Regions from separate parts of the Homo sapiens genome. Here region 1 is linked to region 2. A link is a loop called in an ENCODE intact Hi-C map of the cell type or tissue named here. Cell type or tissue: CD4-positive, alpha-beta T cell. All regions are shown on one strand. Each heading gives the region's core, and the rest is flanking DNA. Links, peaks and the distances in the headings are about the cores only. Region 1 has its middle 280 kb from the start of SATB1-AS1. Region 2 has its middle 230 kb from the start of SATB1-AS1.

Region 1 (8,385 bases), core at 2,115-4,614, 47 kb after region 2:
TAAAAATAAACATGAAAAATAAATAGCAATGAAAGTCAACACAAAGTCAGAGCTCAATGAATGATAAAGATGAGGGTGTCAAAAGTCACAGAAACAAAAGCACCTTGTTTTCAAATTATATTTATTAAGCAAGTTTCTAGACTTCATGGTCACATAAAAATGTATTACGCAAGTTGTAATTTGTAGGGTATGTGGGATATATCTGGGCCACTGATATGCTGATATTGGTCTGTAATATTCAGAAAAGTTTTCAACCAATTTTTAGGTATAAGGATATTTCATATAAAAATTTGGAGTTTGATTTTTTCCCCCTTTTTAATCAAGACATCTTACACTCTGTTTCTCTAACTCTGCATGTCAACAATTACTTGGGACAAGTAGCGACTACCTTTCTTACAAAAGTGAATGATCTCTCTGATTGACTACAGATCTCATCACTCCCTATTGCTTCATGAATACTGTGGTTAATTACACATCTCTATTAGCACTGCCCTTGTGCTGTTGCTTTTCTTATGTTACATAAATGTGTGTGTTTTTTTCAACCTCTTTTTTTGTGGAAGTAAAGAGCATTACTACATGTTTCCCATGTGTCTTAATCCATTTTCTGTTGCCATGACAAATTACCTGGGACTGGGTAATTTTTAAAGAAAAATGTATTTAGGTCATAGTACTAGATGCTGGGAAGTCCAAGATCAGGTGGCTACATTAGGTGAGGGCTTTGTGCTGCTTCACAGCATGAGAGAAAAGCAGAAGTACAAGTGAGCACAAGCAAAAGGAAAAGAAACAAAGTGGGGTTATCTGCTCTGTAACACTGCTCTTGTGAGAACTATCCCTATCCTGAGGGAAGTGCACTAATCCCTTCCTGAGGCCTAGGCCCCCATAACTCAAAAACCTCCCACCTCCCACCAGGTCCCACCTCCCAACATTGCTGCATTAAGGAATAAAACTTTCACCATATAAACTTTTGGGGGGACACATTCAACCCACAGCACCATGCAGACAAATGCCTCTTATTCCTGGTTTGCTTTACTCACTTATCTGATTGTGTCCTGTAGGCTTGTGAGTGTCTGTCCTGAATAATTTTCAAAGATTTAGATGTGAAATGACACTTGAAGAATGCTTCATTTTAAAAAATGTGCAAGGAGGTAAGTGATACAGGAGCGAAAAACAAATGTGACAAAGATCAAAGGAGGGGGTTGATATTATCAGATAATTTTTCATAGGGGAGGTATGTCTGGAAGGACACATAGGTCCTCAGGCTAGGAGGATGGCATTGGACAAGCAAATATCTAAACTCCACAAAACAGCTGTCTAGAGACCCTCAACATATTTTTCTCAATCACCAAATGTAATCACAGTGCTTCTTTACTTAAAAACTGTCAGTGGCTTCCTATTGTCTTCAGGATAAAAATCCAAGCTCTTTAGATTGACTTAGGAACCTTTTAGATGTGGTCTTTGGCTACCTTCCTATGCTTGTTTTGAAAGGCAGCCCCGAATCTCCCACGTTAGCCGCTGTGAGCTAGCCACACTCAAGGGCTTGCCGTTCCCTCAAAATATCAAACAATTTTACATTTTGAACTTACTGTTTGTTTAAATTTACTCCTGCCCCAACCCACTGTCACCTCTTTTGAGAAACTTTCTCTAATACCGTCTTACTCCAAAACTGAGTTTGGGACTTCTTCTCTGGGTTCATGAAGCACAATAAACAGGGCTGCATCTTCCATTATGCCTTCTGAGCTGTAAATCTCTTAATTAATTCATCTCCCTCAATGGACTCTCTCCTTGACCAGGGGGATCAGAGTCCAGCCCTGTGAGGATGCCACGGTAGGGCTTGTTAGCCCTGAGGGAGGAAGTAAGTATAGGAGCTAGGGAGTCACTTTACTAGCTAGGTGAGCATTATAGGAAAGTTCTTTCTGTTGAAAATGAGCTGTCAGCCAGGGCTTCCCTGCCTCTCAGGGATTTGTCAGTTCACTGTGAACTTCTCTGGAAATTCAGAGCCCCGCTTCATAATTTTCGCAAATTCCTGATAGTTTGCTTCCTTATGCATCTGTCCATCAACGTTCCAGCTGTCGTGTTAGTCCTTGTTTTCATCCTACATTGTCCTGGAGGCAACATTGAATCCCTCCACCAGTTCATGAAAGATCCTCTAGAAATTAGCTTTGTGCTGGTTTACTTATTTTACTGAAAATTTGAGGGGTCAAAGAATATGTCACTATACAAAGAACATACTCTACAAACCTAATTCAGCATAATACTCATCTTCTTTAAGACATTGTCAGGGTATATCTGTAAGCAAATGTTCTTCCCTTTTTAGGAGTAAATAGGCTGCCAGCTGTTAATATAATGACATTTCTACATCCTAAACTCATGTTGACCCAAAGTCACTGCCTTAATATCTTTCTATTCATTTGCCTTAGTTCTACACTGGGGAATAATAAAAAAAGAATTTATCTTTTACAAGACAGATTTCAAATCTATCATATAGTTCTAATCTTTTACAGGTCAAGCATCCTTTGTGTCTTTATCTAGAATTGGGGGCCCTGAGAGGCAATTATTTTTTTCAATGAGAAAAAAGTTCACAGACTTTCATAGTAATATTTTTGGGAGTTTTTATGTGAAAACCTTTTCTCAAGTTCACCCTAAATTGATTCTGTGAAATCTCAGCTTTCTGTTGCCTTCAGGTGGATGAACACTTTCATAGGCAAGTAAAATAGATTGTTACACCTGACTTATTTACACAAAGTAAAAAATAGGTTACAGCCTTTTAATTTAAGCTGATCAACTTTATTATTTCTCTTTGGATGAAAGCATGTGCAATGTTTTCTGTGGTTTGGGTGTAATTTCCTGCCAGAGGGGGATGTGGAGGCGGAGGGGAAAGGAGGGGTTGCTGAGTTTTGCCATCAAATTCTTAAGTCCAGCTGCTCTCTTTTAAGTGTCAATGACCTTACTCTATAGCATCCAGACTGGTCAAGGTCCCTATAATGAGAAAACCAAATTACAGGTATGTAATTTTCACAGTTTTCTGCCGGGATCTCCAAGTTGGTGACAAATTGATATACTACTGTCTGTACGGAAGACTGCTTTCAGAAAACAGGCCACTCTCAGTTGAAACACTATGCCTGAAGGATTGCGCAATTTTAAACTTCCGAGATATAAAAAACATCCTTCACCCAAGTCTCTTGTAGAATGTTGAACTATAGAGCATATTGTTTAAGCTTGGAAAGCCCTGCCAGAACAACAAGATGTGAGAAAAATCTTCAGGCACCAGGAACAAGGAGATCATGGAAAAGCAACTAACAATGGGAAGATAACGTATGTCATGGGACTAGAATCTCAAATTGTGAATTTTGTTATACATTCCTCTGCCAAACTTTTAGACATTCACAGTTAGTCAATATGTCCCTTATAGTTACATATTTTTCTAGACAGTAATTTCCTAAGATCATAATAAAAAACAGTAATCATTATAGAAATAGAAATAAGTAACATTTATTGAGATTTCCCTATGTGTCAAGTTCAGTTCTAAACACTCCCCATGCATTCACTTATTTGATTCTTACAACCAATGCATGAGGTACAAATTATTATTGTCCTCATTTTGCAGGTGAGAACACTGAGGCACAAAGAAATATGTAATTTGTCTAAGGTTGTACTGTCAGCAAAGGGTTGGGACCAGGGGTCAACCCAGGCAACCTGTCTCTGGTGCTCTCATGCTGTTACCAAACTGGACCTCTGGAAGGCACAGTGTCATTTTCCATAGGAGCAGAGAAATAATTGGGTGGTGTATTCCTGACCAAGAGCTTAGCTATGCTTAAAAGTAAATGATCAAGCTACAGTGACCCCTTGGTATGTGTGAGGGATTGGTTCCAGGACCCCCATGTATACCAAAATCTGCACTTACTCAAGTCCCTCATTCAGGCTTGCAGAACCTGCAAATGCTGAAAGTTGGCTGTCCATGCAGGCAGGTTTCGCATCATATGAATGCTGTATTTTCCATCTGCATTTGTTTGAAAATTATCCACATGTAAGTAGACCCCAGAAGTTCAAACCCATGTTGTTCAAGGATCAACTGTAATGTCAAAAAACTAAAAATATAACTAAATGGATCTCTTCTCAGTAGAAATGGTGGATAGTCAAGCTGAGATTTTCGTCAGCAGTTCCCAAAGGTGGCAGAAATGGGCCCTAATCCTGGAGTTATTGAGTCAGAGGTCAAGAATGAGAATTTACATTTCTAACATTTCTCCAGGTGATTCTAATGCAGATCTGTATTAGGAGATCACAGATCTAAGTTTCATTTTTAAACACCTCTTGAGCCTGGATGAACAAAGGTTAAAAAAAAAAAGAAAACTATTGCTGTATAAACAGAGGTGAAAAAAACAGCCATGACTTCAAGGTGTTCAAAAACAACTCACGGTTTGCATAGGATGAAGGGAAATAGGCAAATAAGCTGCTGTGATACAGTTTAACAAAATTTCTTATAGAGCGAAGAGAACAATAGCAATTCCAAGAAAGGAAAAAGGACAAGGAAAATCAGAAAATGCTTGGTAGAGGAAGTGACATTTAGGCTGAATTATCTGAAAAGATGAGGATGAAGTAGTTACTCAAGAAAGGGAGATTAGAGGAAGAAGGGCCAGATACAAGGACACATGTTTTTTCAACAATAACTAATGCATATTTGCAATGTGCTGGGTATTTTATTATGTGATGGACATGGAATATGTGCAAATGAACATAGAGGTTAGAGTTTGTGGCTTATTCAAGGAGCTGAGAGTAGTCAATTTTGTTTAGATGTGCCACAAGGTAAAAAGAGGAATGGTCAAAGAGGTCACAGGTTCTGTTCCCTAGGAAGCAGACTCTAAGGGAGGATTAGCAAGCAGAGTATTTATTAAGGAGTGCCCTCAGGATCAACATCTGTGGATGTGCAGGAGGGGAAAGTAGACTGGGCAGAGGCAGAAGTTGAGCTGTGATGTAGGCCCTACAAATGTCTCACCCTAACCCACAGAGAGCTCTGTATCTTGGGTAGCCGGCAACTTAAAATTCATTGTGTTTAGAACAAAAGAAAGAACCCTAAAAATAGTAACCAGTTCATCTTGAAGTGGGAAAAGGGATGGGTAGGGTTCCTATGTGTTGCCATAATCGGAAGAATGGAATAATTTCTATTATTCTGTTTCAGATGCTTGCTCTTCTCTGAACAACTTGACCACACCTCTTTAGAATATTCCCTCTGCAAACTCCATACTCCTCACAGCCCCCAGTTAATAACCCAGGATCCTGGGCTGTGAGACAGAAATGGAACTGCCTTCTCCACAACCCCACCATGTTACTTATGAGCTGAATGCAGAGTCCCCATGCAGGGTACTCCTCCTGTCCCATGTCAAAAACACAGCGTTTGCCCTACAGTCATGAAGTCAGCAAAGAGAGCCGTTTCCTAATACAAAAGTGATACTTAGAATTATGTACAATAATAAGTAGAATCACTCCAAGTGAGTTATCTATTTATAACTGGAATATTGATATTACTGCTGATATTAACAACAATTACATAGGATACTGCTTGCAAAAATACTCTAAACTTGATGAATTCATTTTGCCCTCAGTATAGTCTTAAGAGCCAAGTGACAAAAAAATTAGTTCCATTTTGTAGAGGGGCAAATTAAGGCAAAACAACATTAAATGTGTTACCCTGATTTCTTTAGGTTGCCAGTATGATCCTCCCTCTCCTGGACACTTTTGGCTCCTCCTTGCAGTCTTGGATGGCATTCCTTTGTGTGTGTGTGTGTGTGTGTGTGTGTGTGTGTGTGTGTGTGTTTCTGTACCATTAGGTGGTAAATCCTTTAAAAGCAGGAATGAGCATGCCACAGTCACCTTTGCGTTCCTCAAAACATTTCTTGCAGTTCTTATACACTCCCAGTGCTTATTTGGCTGGCTGACAGGGTGAAGGAAATAAGTGAATTGTGAAAAATACCATTTGAATTCAGCAGGAGAGGTGGGCCTGGAGCCTAGGTTGTCTGCTCATTCCTAGATTCTCTGGTGACTGAAAGTATGGTCTGTAGACTAGCAGTAATGCAAAGACATAGGCCTAACCAAGACCTACTAAATCAGAAGCTGCATTTCCATAATGCAATTCCGAGACAATTCCCATGCACACTAACATTTGACAAGCATGGTTCTAGAGGGTACTTTTTCACTTCCACAAGTATTCAGTGGATTACCACAGGTAAATGTATGTCCACTGGCCTGATTCTTCATGCAACCAAATCACATGCATGGTTCCACCATGACCCAAGGGTACTAGAAGACCAGGAGTATATATAGCAGCGTCTCAGGAAACTGAGATGAGATAATTGGTTGTGTAAATTAATACTTCATTAAACATGTAACAGCAGCAATAATAATAATAAACATAAGAGATAAATGTATTGAGCAGTTTCTATGAGACAGATACTGTCCTAAATATTTAACATATATTATTTCAGTCATTGTATGCCTAGTAGTTTTCTAAGTTTATATGCATGTGGATATATAGAAGAATTTATTATAAGTTTTACCTTGGTTCTCATTTATTTTTAAATGAGACTTTCCACATATACACAGCCATATGAGGTAAGTTCTATTGTCCCCATTTCACAGGTGAGGCATGAGGATACTGGTGTTCTAGATCCCATGGCTAGAATGTGGAGAAGCTAGGACTTACACCCAGGCAGTATGGCTTCTGGGCCCATGCCTTTAAACACCAACTGAAATAGATTTAGAATTACCTTGGTCCACAAGTGTATTTTTTTTCTCTGTTCCTAATGTCTACAACAATGAAATAGCTTTGGCAAGACAGTCTTCATACATAGAAGAACATAGAAGAATGGGAGGGGAATACAAGTTGAGCGATGCAATAGGTTCACTCTGCATAGTTATTTGACATCAGATCCTTGATTAAACATGGGCCTGGCTCTCCAGACTCCAGCATCAACCTCCCATGAGTTGAGCAACATCCTGTTTCCTTAAATTCCTATTACTAACTGAAAAACTCCATTTGGTCTTATTGTGTTTCTCCCTTCCCCTTGACCCTTCATGCTTATGTATCTATATAAAACTAATAAAAACTTGAACAGGAAATATAAAATCACCATGAAACCAAACCAAACCTGCAGCAGGACCTCAGAGGGCCCTATGCAATCAGAGCTGTGTGAAACTATTTTCGGGGAGCTGTAAACCTAATAGCTTGCTCTATTCAAGGCACAGCTGCAAGGCTCCCGGGACAGATATGCCCCTTGTTGGAAAACAGAAGGGCTTGTAAAATTATTTTCACAAATTTTTTCCCTTAATATTTTCCCAGCTACCTCAGGCACTCCTTCCCCTCTGCCCTACTTAGCTAAATAACTGGAGTCTGAGAGAAGCAATGACAAAGGAATAATGATTTTCCCCCATTTATCTTTTATTATTATTGATGGGTAGCAAATCATTTTAATAACACTTTCTACTCAATTTTTAAATAAATCATTTAAAAGCATTCTTTTTAGATTTAGGGATTTTCCTTCTTTTTAATTTTTATCTGTGCTATGGGTATGTTTTTGGGGTGGGTCGTCCTGAGTCTGTGGTCTTCGTTATGCCACAGGAATATTCTCCCAGTTCCAGCAACATCATTTATACCCAGGGCAGTTGAGCTTTGTTTTGTACCAGTGCCCTCTCCTCGCCTCACACAGATATGGCTCCACCTGGACTCTTTTCTTTGGCCCACACTCACAAAAGCCTATTCTCCTTTGAACCAACATTCCTGCATAATTCCTGTATTTTTGATACGGGATTATCTCTTGGTGTGTGTTCTTAAGCCTGTTGTCCTGCTAAAAGAGACTGGATGCTCCTTTTCTTTGGCTTGTGTTTTTACTCCCTTAGGCTCTGAAGCTTTGGAATCAGCCATAGACAGGCTCAACTCTTGCTTGGTTGATTCCTATGTATATAAAATAGCTTAGAATGAATCATTCAATCTTTCTTACACTCAGTCTCTTCAATTACCATATGTAGTCAGCTGTATGCACCATTTTGATAAGTATTTACCATATACTCAGTTCCTGTCCATGTATTAACTCATTTTATCCTGATATAACCCTCCAAGAGAGACGTAATCAACATCCTGTTTTATGAATGAAGAGAGGAGAGGGCAAAAATTATGCCCAAGGTCACAGACATAGTAAGGGAACACCTGGAATTCACTCATGTATGTGATGACTCAGGAGTCCTTGCTTTTAACTACCTGCGATGATGTTTTTCAGGCTACAGGGTTATTATGAAAAATAAAGAAATCACTTCTGCTATATCCTTAGTAGTTTAGAACTTGGCTCTGAGATAGTGTATACTCAGTGTGTCATTTTTCTTTGATTTGGACACTCAGGT
Region 2 (8,385 bases), core at 3,398-5,897:
GGCTTTTGAGAGTGGCATCTAATGAAATTAGATAACTAATTTTCATTTTATATATTTAAAAGAATTTTTAATAGACATAGGATCTTGCTTTTTCCCAAAATGGTGGTCTAGAATACACAAATGATTTCAAGAATTCTTCTATGTTCACATTAGCTGTTTCAGTTTTATTTATTTTATAATTACTTGATTCCAAGTGAAAATAAGGGAACAGAGTTTTAAGCATTAATCTGTTCTTGTGCCATTGAGGACTTGGTGAGTAGGAGAAGCAGAAATTCCAGTGTTATCAAATAGTGAGAGATCTTATGAAGTCAGTGTGTAAAAGTAGTGAAAGGAGTAAAGTTGCACACAAGGACAGGTCTCAGCCTAGGAAAGGGTATGTTAAAAATAGGTCATTTTGAAAGTCTTCAGTAACAGTCAGGTTTCCAGACTAGTTCACTCTATTTCTAGCATTCTTTGGTTGCAAGTAGCTGTACCTGACTTCAAAAGGAAAAAAGGAGTGGAAGGAAATTCATTTTTAAGATGTGTGATAACTCACAGATATAAAGGAAGAGCTGAAGAACTGAGCCTTGAAATTGACAGAGGCCAGGGCAATGTAGATGTTATACACAAAATACTTAACAACAGGTACAGTGCAGATACTGACCAAATGGAATGGATACCTATGTGAAAAATGAGTACAGTCATAGCAGAGTATATTGACTCAAGATGAGCCCTGCATTTGGGAAGTTGGACCCAGTAGACTATCTCTTAAGGGAATTCTCATGGAAAGGAGACAGTGACAACTCTTCTTTCCTGTTGCCACTTCCTTTAAGATGAAGAGTTCATTATTTCAGCTTGGGTTTTTGCTTACAGCTTGTCAAGGAGAGGGCACGGCAACTAGATCTACATTCCACCAAATCTGTTGGCGATAATGGAAAGATAGTTTTCAAGGGAAAAATCAAGGTGCAACTATCAAAAAACTGAGATTGGACAAAACAAACACCACCAAATTCTATATAAACTTCAATAATTGTAATGGAAATTACTTGGTCCTTCCCATTTAGCTGAATCACCTACTGTCACCTGTATGGAACTCTTCTCCTTACTTAATCACATTATTTTTCCTCTTGATCTAACCTTTCTTCTAGTCTTTCCCTTCTTCTTCATTCCATAGTGTTCCAATTGTACTGTGAATTGAATAGATTTGAAGAGTGCTAGAAGTCTTAAGCTAAGGATATAAGCATCACTATGACATTATATCTCTGAGAAAATATGTTTTGTTTTATAAATAACAGAATGAGTTGTTTCAGGAAGATCATGTGTCTCTTGATGCAAAAGTGATAGCTCCAAAGAGGTTACAAAAAAACATGGTAATCTTCTTAGTATTTTTCCTTTAAATAGTGTGATTGTCTTGAATGTAGTGTAGAGATTTCCAAATCAGGGAAAGACTTTTCTTTCCAGTTGAGTTTTCCCATCCCTTTCAGGCATAGGCCAATCTTGTCACTTATATTCACAGGTACTTGTATGTTGGAAAGTATCAATACATAAATACTTTTTGATAGCCAGGGTTATTCAGTTTAAGAACTGGTACAGGCCGGCTGAGGTGGCTCATGCCTGTAATCCCAGCTTTTTGGGAGGCCGAGGCGGGCAGATTACGAGGTCAGGAGATCAAGACCATCCTGGCTAACACGGTGAAACCCCGTCTCTACTAAAAAATACAAAAAAAAAAAAAAAGTAGCCAGGTGTGGTGGCGGGTGCCTGTAGTCCCAGCTAATCAGGAGGCTGAGGCAGGAGAATGGCGTGAACCCAGGAGGCAGAGCTTGCAGTAAGCTGAGATAGCACCACTGCACTACAGCCTGGGTGACAGACAGAAACTCTGTCTAAAAAAAAAAAAAAAGGAACTGGTACATAGGGAATATAGATAACGCTAGCTGCCATGGGGCAAGCCTTTTTACAGGGGCTTAACATATATAATGTCAACACTGAATCATGCTTTAATTTCATCCACCTCAAAAAGCCTTCATTTGACTCTACTTTTCACAGAATTTATCATTCCTTTTTTTTTCATTTTCAGCAAAACTTCTTGATAAAGGCATCTATTCTTATTTTCTCAAAAATTTCTCTTATTATTGTTTTTTAAACTTGGCATAGTTAGGCATCCTCCACCCCCATCACCATTCCAGCAAAACTGCTCTTATCAAATTAACAATGATCTTTATGTATCCAAATCAGTTCTCAGTCCTTTTCTTCCTATACAACCTACTGGCAGCATTTGTAGTCACTGCTCCCTCCTTTCTTATAGATATGCTTTCTTGATTTGGCTTCCAGGGGTGTTCCCTTGAATTCTTTCCTCCTTCACTGGTTACTTATCTGTTCTCCTGATCTGTGGTCATCTTCTCTCTCTAGCTCTACTCACTTGCCTGTTGATTTTATCCAGTCCCATGGCTTTAGATATTTCTGAATGCTGATGACTCCAGAGTTGAAATACCCAATTCAGATATCTTTTTTGAGCCCTAGTCTCATAGATCCAATTGTACATTGGACATCTTTTCTTGAGTGTTTAATAGACCTCTGAAACTGGTTTTGCCTAACTTAGTTCCTAATCTCGCTGCCCTGAAACTTGCTCAACCCATAGTCTTCTTCATTCAAGCTAATGGCAATTCCATTCTTCCAGTTGCCCAGCCACAAAATCTAGAGATCTTCATTCTCTCCCCTATCTTTTACATGTAATATTCAATACATCAGGAAATCTTATGAGCTTTACTTTTAACTTAGATCTACATTTTTACAACTTCTCATCATTCTACCGTTTTTTGGTTGCTTTACTCCTCTTCCATATTCTGCCTCTAAACCAGTTGTTCCACTACTATCCTGTGTCCTCCCAGTTGAAAAAATTTCAATACAGCAGTCAAAGGATTTTCCAAAAGCATCAATTGGATTACATCACTGCCTTCTTAAAACTCTACAAAAGGGTCTCTGTTTCCTTCAGAATCAAAGTCCTCACAATGGCCTTTAAGGCCCTATGTTATCTGGTTCCTATCGCCCTTCTCACCTTTTCCCTACTAGTTTCTTCAATACTTATTTCCAGCCACACTGGCCTCCTTGCTGTTAGAGTTTTTACTTATCTGATCCTGATGCTTGTAATGCTCTTCCCCTCCTATTCCCACTTGACTGACTTACAGACCCTCCTCAGGATTTTGCACTAATCTCATGTCTCAGTGAGCCCCACCCTGATCATCACATTGCACACTGAAGCATGGTCTGCCTTCCTTTCAACTCAAAAAACTTCCTGCCAAACTTTCAAACCCCTTTCTTTTTCTTTTTTGCTATAGCATTTATAACCATTTAGTGTGCCATTCAAATTATTTATTTTATTTATTATGTATCATTTGTCTTCTCCCACCACAACTCAACCTCCATGGGGCAGAGATTTCTATTTGTTTTGCTCACTAATGTATTCCCATGTGCCTAGAACAGTGCCTGGGACTATCCAAAAATATTTCTTTGCATGAATAAAACAAATACATCGAATACATGATTTCAACTTAAAGAAATCCTAGTGGACATGAAGTACTATCCTCCTTTTAAAAAAGAGGAGACTTAGATTCGGAGAGATTAAGAATCAAGAAAGTTCACAGAGCTAGTAAGTGTGGAACTGGGATTCTAAACAGGTTTATATATCTCTAAAGTCCTTGCTTTTATTCAGAAAGATTTTCTTTTACTCACTTTTTGATGTAGTTCTCTCCAAGGATTGTTTAAGAAGGAGTAGGCAGAGGTGAAGCTAGCCAACATTTAGTCTAGTATCTTTTCTTAAATTTAATTATTATATCTCAGTTAATCCCCAAAATATCTCTTCAAATTATGAGCTTATTCCTATTTGCAGATAAAAATCTGAAGTTCAAAGAACTTAAACAATTAAATGACCTGTGTAATGCCACTCTATTAATGGCACAGCATTTTGAGTTCAGGCTTTTGATTCCAACACTCTATCATGGGACATTTCCAATATATGAACTTGTAAAATAAAATTGTGGGACGAGATACCTGAATTGCAAGGAAAGAGAAATACTTCAAGGAATGAAAAATGTAAAGCCTTCTCCCTGAAGCTTCTATTGAGCCAGAAGGAAAAATGTGAGCCCTGGCTGGAGGGTGGACATAAGCTTAATAAAAAACAAAATCAAAAAAGTTATGTTGCAATTTGTTGTTTGAGAGCCAAGCTTCAATGTTGCAGGCAAGGCAGTGTGGAGTTAATTCTTTTTGTTAAAAAACTGAACTGCAGCTATGTTTTCTCCAGAAATTTTGTAGCTTCTAAAGCTTTCAACTATTTCTAATGACGGCATTAAAGGGGATGGGAGAGAAAATATCAGATCTCATTTAGACCTCAAGTGGTAACGTAGTAAAGTGAACTTGCTTCACATTTGCACTGCGGCTTCCTTGCTTATCTCTCTCTTTCTTTCTCTGATTCTCAGCTGTAGGTGACATTGTCGTGGCCACACTGAAAATCTTCACCTGCTCTGTCATCTCTGAATTTATGTTGCACTTTTTGGTATCAGCCCCAGTGATCTTCTCTCTTTCTCTCTCTCTCTTTTTTTTTTTTTTTTGCCTTTGCACCTTTTTGCTCATTCACTTCCTGACAACATAATACTAATTTTCATTCTGAAACTGTATTTAGCCCTCTTCACTATTGCCAGTAATTCAAAACCAATAATTCCCCAGACTGCTTAAATTCAAGGAACCACACTAAATTTCCAGGTTGCTATAATGATTTTCTTTGAGAAATCCAAAATAAACCTTCTCACCATGTTTCTGCACATAGAATGGACACTTTATAGTATCTTCCATCTTTATGAACTCTCAGGATCTCCATAGGTCTGTGTACGGCAATCACAACTCTTAGTTTATTTTCCTGATAGTGACCTCAATAATCAAAAACTCCTTCCATTGTGGAAGCCCAGGAAAACTGCAAAAATAGTCACTTTGCTGAATGGAAATGAATTACATTTTGGACAGAATTGAGTGAAAGGTTACATTTGAAAATTTGCCCTGTCTTTAAATTTTGCCATCACAGTTGTAGTACTTCTGGCTGGGTAAGATTTTAATCTATGAGGATATTTCCATATTGTATATTTGAACAAACCACCAGTCGTGAACATTTAGTTGTGCTGAATACACTGGAGCTATCAGCATGCTGTCTGAGCCAGTTGGACTACTTCTTCACATTTTATGTTAATAGTGGTTCTGGATTAGCCAGACATGTTTTGATTTTTTAAGAATTTATGTATGCAGAACTGGACAACCATAAATTCAAAAGTACATAGAAATTATAAAATTAATTGTGAATCCCAACTTGAAATATGTGTAGAATTCCATTACTGTGTAGAGTACAAAAATAAGTAGGAGAATAATAATTAGGATAAATATTAGTTGCATCATGCTCAGCAATTTTTAAATGGTTTCACATAATTATTTTACTTGATTTTTCAATATCCTCAGATAGTAAATTTGACATGTTTTTATCAGTTTCTTCATTTTACCAGTGAGGAAATTAAGAATAAATGAGTAAATAAAAAAACCTAAAAGGTCACAACTCTATAAGTAGAAAAGATATACACAAATATATATGCCCTTGACTCAAATTACATGCTCTTACTATTACATAATATTAGGACTTATAAACTAAAATCAAACAACTTTAAATGAATAATGATAACAAATTAGAATAAATATTAATAATCATTATATTAAATATTATGACTACAAGCCAGAAAATCAAAACATTAACATTAGTCTTTTGAAAAGACTGGCTTCAAAATGAACTTAAACAATTTGCTTTCTGTGAATTAAACACTGAAGTGTACAAAACAATTTAAAAAATGATCATAGCCGTTTTTTTACAGATTAGAGAAAAGATGCAATCATGTTCCTTTGGCCTTTGGAGGAGGAAGAGAAAAAAACTGCATTTTTCCTATGGCTAGCAAAACTGCTGAAAATGGATGAGTCGTCAATTTTGATAAGATCCATGACTGGTATCATAATTTGCAGTGATTCATCTGTGATTTTTTCCCCTTCCAAAATAAGGTCTGAAACAAAACCAAAGCCTTGGGAAAAAGATAACAACTGGCATTTTTATCTCTTTTGTGTGTTCGTATGTGTATAAAATGGAACTTATGATAGATTTAGAATACATTTGATTCTGGCACAGTAAGCGATCTTAAAGATCATCTGGTCCACCCCCTCACCGCCCTTCCCCCAAATTCTAGGTTGAAGAAAATAAGGCCTCAGGGAAAGTCCTTCCAACTAATTCTTGATAAACCTAGGAACAAAATTCAATGCCTGTTCAGCTACACTAATTGTTCCTGGGATATAATATTTCTTCTTCATGGCTTATTTTTAAAAATTAGAAAAAGAACAAATGTTATCCCTCTACCTTCCATCATGTTTAGCCATTCTTCTTTACTCTAATGGTATGGAATTTGACATTATAGTTTATAGATAAATGTATGTTTCACAAACACTATAAATTACTCCATATTATGATGCTTTATTCTCTCTCTTTTATTTGTGCCTGTGTTTCTTAGTAAAACCAAAACTCACATCCTCATGTGAACCTACAATCCCCAGGCATTCAACTCTATACTACCTAAGTTCACTAGATATATTTTTTAAAGTTTCTCCTTTATTAAATTTGCAATTAAAAATCAATTCTGAATCTTTGAGTTTTTTCAAAAAGGAAGCCCAAAGATTGGAAGGAGAAAAACAATAGTACTGTTTTTGTATTTTTCTCACTAGCTTTTAGGCATTGTTTAGACAATGACCTAGAGGAATCATTCTGACTACTGGTAATTTTTGCTGTAGCAAAATTTCTCAAATGAACGTCTCTGTTGAGATTTTTCTCAGTTCAATTGCATTTCTGAACAGGATATATTATCTGTTTTCATCATATTTGGAGGTACCATTTTAGATGGATGCAAATCTCAATAGATGCTGAAGAATCATTGACACTTTGGATTTGTGTGTGCACATGCCAGTTACCCGCTCTTTGCCCACCACCTCTGTTCTTCATAATAAGAAAGGATAAAAGGAAATGAGAAAATGAACAGTGAAAATAATATTTTTTTCTTCTGTTTCCCTTCTTATTTGGTCTGTGGCTTTTTAGAATGGTAGTTCTTTGTAATCAGATATCACACCTTTCTAGACATTTCATTCATCACCAAGAACTGTGTAGACGTCCAAAGCATAACAACAGCAATTATATAATAATGCTAATACTCAATTCTATATAACTTTGTGACATACCAAATTCCCAGCTCCAAATTTCTATTGGTTAAAGTTTTGAACCCATGTTTGGAACTACAGGCATGCACCTCAGAGAAATAGAGGGTTTGGTTCAAGACCACCACAATAAAATGAATATTGAAATGAATCAAATCACATGAATTTTTTGCTTCCCAGTGCATACAAAATTATATTTAAATTATCCTGTAATCCATTATGTTTACCATAGCATTATACCTACAGAAACAATGTATGTATCTTAATTAAAAAACACTTAGCAGCTAAAAATTGCTGACAAACATCTGAGCCTTCAGCAAGTTGTAATCTTTTTGCTGGTGAAGGGTCTTGCCTCAATGTTGATGGCTGCTGAATGATGAGGATGGTAGTAGCTGAAGCTTGGCTTGGCTGTTGCAATTCCTTAAAATAAGACAATAATAAAATGTGTCACATCGATTGACTCTTCCTTTTATGCAAGACTTCTCTGTAGCATGTGGTGCTGTTTGATAGGTTTTTACTCACAGTACAACTTCTTTCAAAATTGGAGTCAGTCTTCTCAAACCCTCCTGCTGCTTTATCTATTAAGTTTTTGTAGCATTCTAACTCCTTTGCTGTCATTTCAACAATGTACACAACATCTTCACCAGGAGTAGATTTCATCTCAAGAAACCACTTTATTTGTTCATCCATAAGAAGTGACTCTTCATCTGTTCAAGTTTTATCATGAGATTGCAGCAATTCAGCCACATCTTCAGGCTCCACTTCAGATATAGTCTGGCTCTGTGTTCCTACCCAAATCTCACGTTGAATTGTAATTCCCAGTGTTGAGGGAGGGAACTGGTGGGAGATGGCTGGATAGTGGGGGCAGATTTCTCCCATGCTGTTCTCTTATGATAGTGAGGTCTCATGAAATGTGATGGTTTAAAGATATGTGGCCCTTTCCCCCACGCTTTTCTCTCTATCCTTCTCCATCATGGTAAAACGTGCCTGCTTCCCCTTTGCTTTCCATCATGATTGTTAGTTTCCTGAGGCCTCCCAGCCATGCTTCCTATATGGCCTGTGGAGAATTAAATCTCTTTTCTTCATGAATTACCCAGTCTCAGGTAGTTCTTCATAGCAGTATGAAAATAGAGT

What was found. A loop is a pair of places that touch in the nucleus more often than their neighbours do. Peaks named below come from ENCODE experiments on the same cell type or tissue, not always from the same donor. Only the 100,000 strongest peaks of a DNase experiment are listed, where the experiment ranks them.
Region 1: a loop joins it to region 2, with 2.7 times the contacts of the local background. A loop is called at or near these places in 6 of 110 quality-filtered maps.

Annotation. Positions count from the first base shown.
Region 1 is chr3:18,722,886-18,731,270 of GRCh38, forward strand. No RefSeq gene overlaps it. Among named protein-coding and RNA genes, the nearest start is that of SATB1-AS1, 280 kb to the left of the region's middle. In CD4-positive, alpha-beta T cell, for the core only: no CTCF peak of the experiment used is centred there; DNase peaks (open chromatin) are centred at 2,866 and 3,116; H3K4me3 peaks cover 534 bases; H3K27ac peaks cover 2,500 bases.
Region 2 is chr3:18,674,986-18,683,370 of GRCh38, forward strand. No RefSeq gene overlaps it. Among named protein-coding and RNA genes, the nearest start is that of SATB1-AS1, 230 kb to the left of the region's middle. In CD4-positive, alpha-beta T cell, for the core only: no CTCF peak of the experiment used is centred there; a DNase peak (open chromatin) is centred at 4,446; H3K4me3 peaks cover 379 bases; H3K27ac peaks cover 1,049 bases.